Linked DNA regions of Homo sapiens: region 1 is linked to region 2. Evidence: chromatin contacts called from ENCODE Hi-C or POLR2A ChIA-PET data. All regions are on one chromosome and are shown on one strand. Each heading gives the region's core, a stretch centred on a gene start or an enhancer-like site at or near the end of the contact. The rest is flanking DNA. Distances are from core to core; before and after follow the strand shown.

Evidence for each region. A loop is a pair of places that touch in the nucleus more often than their neighbours do. ChIA-PET counts read pairs that join two places held with the same protein, here RNA polymerase II (POLR2A). Pooled maps may share reads with other maps.
Region 1: a loop to region 2 is called in a pooled map, with 2.8 times the contacts of the local background. The contact joins the enhancer-like site here to the promoter of LINC00486 in region 2. A Hi-C loop is called at or near these places in 7 of 50 pooled maps. POLR2A ChIA-PET finds 5 or more read pairs at or near these places in 2 of 52 experiments (BJ and PC-9).

What each region holds. Positions count from the first base shown.
Region 1 is chr2:33,031,622-33,035,349 of GRCh38, reverse strand. All of the region lies in intron 3 of LTBP1 (latent transforming growth factor beta binding protein 1), which reads right to left. Among named protein-coding and RNA genes, the nearest start is that of LTBP1, 87 kb to the right of the region's middle. Within about 2 kb of position 1,340, at least 5 of the 41 ENCODE cell types and tissues checked have a DNase peak (open chromatin) inside an H3K27ac peak, as active enhancers do.
Region 2 is chr2:32,823,735-32,827,077 of GRCh38, reverse strand. LINC00486 (long intergenic non-protein coding RNA 486) reads right to left here and starts at 1,637. Exons shown (of 5, transcript NR_183193.1): 1 at 1,568-1,637.

The DNA.
Region 1 (3,728 bases), core at 91-2,590, 210 kb before region 2:
ACTCTACGCAGTTTTGCTTACTTCTCATCTCCATATCAAGGTATATAGCCAGTTAGAATTTTTTAAATTAAAAGCAATTTATGTGTCATTTAGAACTAAGTAAAACTACACAAGAAAATCTCTTATAAATCATACAAGGACTGCTTTAAGAAACTCATTTGTTTCTAATTTATTTTCTCCATTAGCAACGTGTTGCTAAAATCACAAGAGAATAGAACATTGCTCATATGAATTAATTCCTATCCATCGGCAACAAGGGGAACCAAGGGTCGGCTACGGCATCCAAAGAAAGGCAATTATGCACAATGAGCAAAGAAGGTGGTTCGAGGTTGCACTGCCAAGAAATGACATATTCCAGTGGAGTTAAACCCCCCTCTTCAAATTTTGGCATTCTGCGGTATAAAAATAAAACTGAAGAACATTGAAAAGCAAAGCTTGCCACCTGCTGCCCACTGGCATAATCGTAAATGTTCAAATTGCATCCTTTTTTTTTTATTTAAACCCTTCTACTAATTGATTGGCATGGATATTTCCATATTGCGTATTTATTCATTTTCACCAGTCTCTGAGAGGAAATGTCAGCCCCTCAAATTTTTAACCAGATGCTATTTCAAACCCTATACATAATCAGCTATAACCAGTGCACCTCTAACCAGAAAGCAAACCCAACTTCCAAATGGTTATATATGTTGTGTACTGTATATAATAAATCCACCAAAATGCAGTTGTGCTCATTATAGTATCCAGACCAGGGAAGAATTCCTTTGAAAATGTGCCAGCTCTGTCCTATGCTTCCAGGCCTGTCATCATTCTAGATGATATGGAATACAAAACCCATTTTCTGATCCTTATAGATTTTAAAATCCAAACATTAATAGCTTAACTCCCTTCAGCTAGTTTATAAATAGTTGATATACATTCACACTACAAAATTTCAAGTAGAAGCCCAGCTAAAACACCTCAAAGATCAGCTTTAAACATTTAAACTTAAATACCTTAATTATATTAATACCGACAAGTGTTTTCATGGGTTCTGAAAATGTTTTCAGTATTCTTTTTCATTTGCACTTATTCTAAAGAAGTCTGAGAAATAAATGCATTTTAGCCTTTTTTTTTTTTTTAGAACAACAATCCTTCAAGTCTCGTCTCTTTCTTCTAACTCTGTAGATTTGCGTATCCATGCCATCATTCCCTCAAAAACAATCCAGAACGCTGCTAAGGAGAAAGTGAAACTTTGAATTAAAGAAGAAAATGCCATCTGAGAGAAAGATGCCCTAACAGCCAGTCACAAACCCAATTAGGACGGTGAATGATGCAAACACGACTCCATCTGCTCTCCTGTCCCCCAGGGAGCCGGGGAGGGGGTTAGGGCTGTGGCCTCTTGAGAGGCTTATATGGCAAACAGTCTCATCACATCACATCGATAACTCCTGAGGCGCTTTGAAATACAACTTTAAAGGCTTCTGCCTGCTGAAACTGTCCATACGCAAAATAGCACCAAAGCTAGTTGAAGTTTTTTCAAGTTTTGTCTGGGAACTACTATAAAGCAGACAATAAAAAATAATTCATTTTCAAGACAGATGGCACCATAATGTTGCACTATTTTCTAGTGTGCATTTTTTCCTAAACACTAGAGGCAGCGTCTCCATACAAAAGAAAGTCCATCCAGCTGCAGCCAGTTAGCTTTCAGATTGCTGTTTCTGTAGAACATCACACACATTAAAAAAAAAAAAAAGTCCCTTTTTTCCCCCACCATAGTCAGCTCAACCCTTTCTTCTAAAACTCTACAGGAGCTATTATTTCATGCATTATTATTGTCAGTGTTTCTGATCTCTTTCCCGCTTGCATCTGATTGTTCACACCTGAGAACACCTAGAAGTGGTTTGTACTTGTAAGGTTAAAGTTTAGTTAGATCTTCCTACATGCTGTCTGCAATTCAGAAGGGTGCCTGGTGCACACAGGTAATGATACAGTAAGTTAATCCTTTAATTAATTAAATCCAGGCCCATTAACACCAGAACTGGGCTTTGACTGAACAGATAAAATATCTGACTTAATATCAACAGAGGGGACAGTATTACATGTTTTGTCCTATGAAAATATAGCTCTCTACTAAAAATGAAAAAAAAAACCACTTACACTAGAAATGATGGAAGAAACATTCCAGTTATCAATTATTCATTGAAACTAAAGACTATTTAGTTTGGCTGCTAGCACACTGCCTGGCACACAGTAAATATTCAACAAATACATGTGAAATTGAAAGTCCCAATCATTTCTTTTGGTTTCTTGTCAAAGACTTCCTAATGGAGCTTGATCAAATCCTTGTTTTTCATGAACATCCTAAATTATTTGAACATAAAGCTGAGCTTGATCAAATCCTTGTTTTTTATGAACATCCTAAATTAATCTGAACATAAAGCTGATATGGATATGTAAGTTTTTTAAAAGAAGTATAGCATTTCCTCACTAGGTATGAAAAGCATTTCTGATTCTGTGAAAGGCAATTACCATTATTTTTATCAAGCAGCATGTTACTACACTACTTCACAAAGCAAATCACAAAAACTTTCCTAGCAACTTTAGACCTTAATAGCTAAATTAAATGAATATAAGTCTGAAACAAAAACTGCTTTATTAATAGTATCAAATACATATGCAATTTTTGTGTCATACTGTTACTTATTTTATATTATTTTAAATAATAACTAATGAGAATGCAGTCCAGCTAGGAAGACATTTAGAGCCTAACAACCTGTTGGTTATTATACATCTGTGTGTGATTACCCAAGGTTCCTTTCCAGTTCACCAATACAGGATAATCAAGATGTAGGACTTCTGTCACCTAAAGGAGGAGGAATATAGGTGAGTGGATCACTCCTAGTGTAGCAAGAAAAACACAGAGAAGATACACGGAAGTTGATATCGATAGGGGTAGAGATAACAAAAAGTAGTTATGGCAAAGCTATAAAGCCAACAAAGATAAAGGTAGAAAACTCTTGAACATTTGAAACAGGAAAAAAGACCTTGATTATTCTACAGAGCATGATGTGTTAGTTTGATCAACACAGAAGGAAATCAAATCTGGTTTTGATTATGGGTTGATGAATTTGAGTCTAGGGATAGAGTGTAATAAGGAACAGGAAGCCTTCAATGATATCCCCTACTTTCCTGTTCCTAAAGAGGATAAGATTACATATCATTCCATTTAACATAGGTAGAGAGAGAGATCAACATTAGACTACACATAATTCCTTAACCCGAATCCAAAGGAATTATTTTCTTGACTGGCAGTCTGAATCCTTCCTGTTTTAAAGGGAATCAGATCCCTCTCCTCTCAAGTCCCTGTGCAAGACAGACACTCCACAGGGCCAGCTCCTCTAGGCCTCCCTCTCTCTCATCTGCCCAGCAGCCAGCCTCCCAGGCCTTCCCTCACACTCTCTTAGCACCCCACCTGACCTGGCTTTCCAGGGTGAGCCTGACACTTCTTCAGTGACTATCAGAGCCATCTTCATATTCCTCGGAGCCCTACACAGAGCTCCTCTGTCTGACTGTCAAGGCTTTCCATAATTGGACCTGCCCACTCAATCTCATTTCCTGCTATTCTTCAATCCCCACAAAGAGATCAATTCCCCAACAGGAGAATCATTCCCACCCTATCGTCCACCTGTTATTTATTTAAAGGCCAGACTCTCCTTCACTTTTCCAAGTCCTTCCAACTCTGGTCA
Region 2 (3,343 bases), core at 388-2,887:
AAAAGCCAATATCTCTCAGATATATGTGTATTTATTTATATAATAGTCTGGAAGGATATACAAAAAAGTTAACAGGGTTAACTTCTACAGGGGTGGGATTTTGGATGATTTTTTTTCTTCTTGCTTATTTGTATTTTCTAATTTTTTGGAGATAAACATGGGACACTTCTGCAATTTATTAAAGGAGGAGGGTGAACATTAATCAGAGCATACCTATCTGAAGAAATCACCCTATGTCCTACTGATAATGATCAGGGGAATCAACTTCATATGTAAAGCACATTCTAGTGCTGTTCGTGTGTGTGTGTGTGTGTGTGTGTGTGTGTGTGTGAGAGAGAGAGAGAGAGAGTGAGAGAAGGAGCTGGAGCTGTTATGGCATAAGCATGTCTTCTGACCAGACAGCTGTAAAAATCCCAAGACAGCTTTTATCAACCCTGGCACCAGATATCCTCTAGGCCAAATTGATTCAGTAAATAGAGTGATGAAGGACAAGACTGAAAGATATTCTGCAGCATTGTTTCTCAAACCCCAGGGTTCTGACCCCCATGGGATTACAGAAACTGGAGCCAAGTTGCTGCATACTCCTATCCAGGGACTCCACCAGCCCCTGGGAACCGATAGACCATCCACAATGCCCCTTTCTCTTGATCATAACAATAACTAATTGTACACAGTTGCTCACATAGTACTTCACATACATCATCTGATAAATTCAGTCTGGTCTGTAGGGTGGGTATTTGCATTTTTATAGCTGAGGAAATTGGGGCTGAGAGGTTCAGGAGCTCAGGTGTGGTCACAGCTAGGAGGCGGTAAAGCTGAGACTTCATCCAGGTCTTCTAATTCTCTGACTTCATCCTAGTCAGCCACTTCCCCATTTCATCAGTTTTTTGTTTTGCTTTTGCCTGTTACTCCCCATCCTCTTTTTCTTTCCTTTTCTTAGCACCAACCTGAGAAATCCTAATGATGGGAACTTGGTTCTTTCTCGTTTACTTCATAAAAATCCATCATGTTTTCTTCTTTATCCCTTCCCTTATCACCACTTGCCACCCAGAAATGGGGAAAAGGTTGCTATAGAATGAAAATGCTAATAAACATTTTGGTATCACAGCCCAGCAGCACTGAATGTCATCAGGCTTCTGAGTGGGGCACAGAAAAGGTTGTCAGTGTTAATAATCAAATGGTTTCGAAGACACTCTTGCTTGCATCATGTTTCTATATCATTTATTTTTAAAGCACTTTATATGCATCTTCTCAACTGGTATTGTATATAACACCCCTGTACAATATGGATCACTAACAGGCTACAGATAATGGAACTGAGGCTCAGACATTAAGAAACTTCTTCGAGTCTCACAGTAATAGAGTCTTCAAGAAGCACATCTGTCTGTGAACAGCGCTGTGCAATAATTTCTGTGTGCCTATAGATACTGATGTGCATCTGAGCCCTCGATCTGGAAAAAGTTAGCAATGCATGGGTTAGATCCTTAACAACATTAACATGATTTACCCCCCCCTCCCCCTTTCTGGCAATAACATCACAAAAGATTAGAAAATGGCTGATACTTACCGTTCAGAAGACCACTTTAATAATATCAGTTTTCTGCCTCGTAGCCCTTGGCAGGACTCTCTTTTCACAGAACACAATGTTGGCACAGGGCCAAGAGATGGCGAAGTTGACTCAGAGGTCACTGCAGTTTATAAGTCAGAATAATAAAAAGGAAGGCAGATTTGACACCACTGGCAAGGGAAAGATTTTGGTGTTGTGCTAAGCAAACGGATTACAGCTAGCTCTGAGTAACATAGGAGGAGTAAAGAGCTATTGAAGGGGAAAAAGTCCACGTAAAAAGGCAAACCACTATAGTGAGAGCTTGCAAATGCTCTCAAAACTGACCATTGTTATTTATCCTAACATCAAAGAACAAAACAGAATCTGCTCAAGCGAACACTTCTATGAACCAAGGTGAAAGAGACAAGTGCTTTATGATAAAGTATCGAGAAAACATACACACACACAAACTGATTTTTGAATTGGCTTTGCTGAAAGCTACATATCTAGAGTAAAAAGCACCTCTTTCTTCACTAAGCTCCTGCAATTTAAAAAAATAAGAATAGAAAAATTCCAAGATAAGCTCGGCTTTTAACCCATTTATGCTTAGTGTTCCATTATCGGAACGCTAAGCGTGTGAGAGTTATTTATATTCTACTGCTCAAGGTCATCACCAAGCTCTGATTGCAAAAATTTTAAAAATTGCAACCTCCGGCATAAATGGGTTAAGTTCACTTGGTGAAAACCAAATACAGCTACAATTATTATTAGGCCTTGGTGTGTGAAGGACTCCAAGAGTTAAAAGCAAACCAGCACCACCTTTAGCCCATAAGGGATTACTCTTTTATTAGTATAGTCTTGGGATTAGTGGAAATGTCTGTCTAATGAATGCAGCTACTATATTTGAGCACATGCCTGAATAAGCTACTTGTTGATTGAAACGTATCTATTTATAAGCACTTCTGCATGTTGTGAAAAATCCATCTGTATTACCACAGCATGGCACCCACCATTTGAATAAAGGCTCTTTGCCATTTCACTATAGGGCCTTTTGAATGAATAGGCAGAAAGGAAGTGTGTTGCATCCACTTAACAGATTTTATTCCTCACTCTTGGCCAGTAAAGTAGAGTTACCTTATCTAAACAGCAATTTAGATTGATGTGGATGTTACAAAAACAGCAATGGAAAAAAAGAAATACTTTTCATCAGACTCACCCAGGGTTTTTAGCTAGTAAACCTACTATAATTTGGACAAACGTTCACAAAGCCTAAACTAACCAGACCTCTGCTTAGGTCATAATCTTTGAACTAAGTCTGGAAAGTAGGTGGATTTACTACACATACTTCTTGTCATTTCTTTTTTACATTTCTGCTTATGAATACCACACTAATGGCATGCCCAAGAGAAACAAGTACAGCATAAGAACAGTCTTGATAACACAGTCAAATAAGTCGATGCTTTCAATGGCTGTGTCCTCATCTGTGCTAAGGCTCCATCCTAGGTGGGTCCAAGCCTTCCACCCCTAAATGGGGACTTCAACGTCCACTCTGGGAATCTGAGCTCTGAGTCCCACCTGCTCCCACCTCTCAACACACGGCCACTGCTCTGCCTTCCAGTCTCAATACCATCGCTGCAAGCTTCTTGAGTTTGCATTTAGGTATTCCACTGAAGCCTATCTTCTCTCTTTTGCAGTTAGGGGCCCCATTTACTATGCTTATTATGCTACCTCTGGGGAAAAGCTGGTGAGGAATTTATTAAAACTTTTTATTCAAAAAGAGTAAATTACATATATATA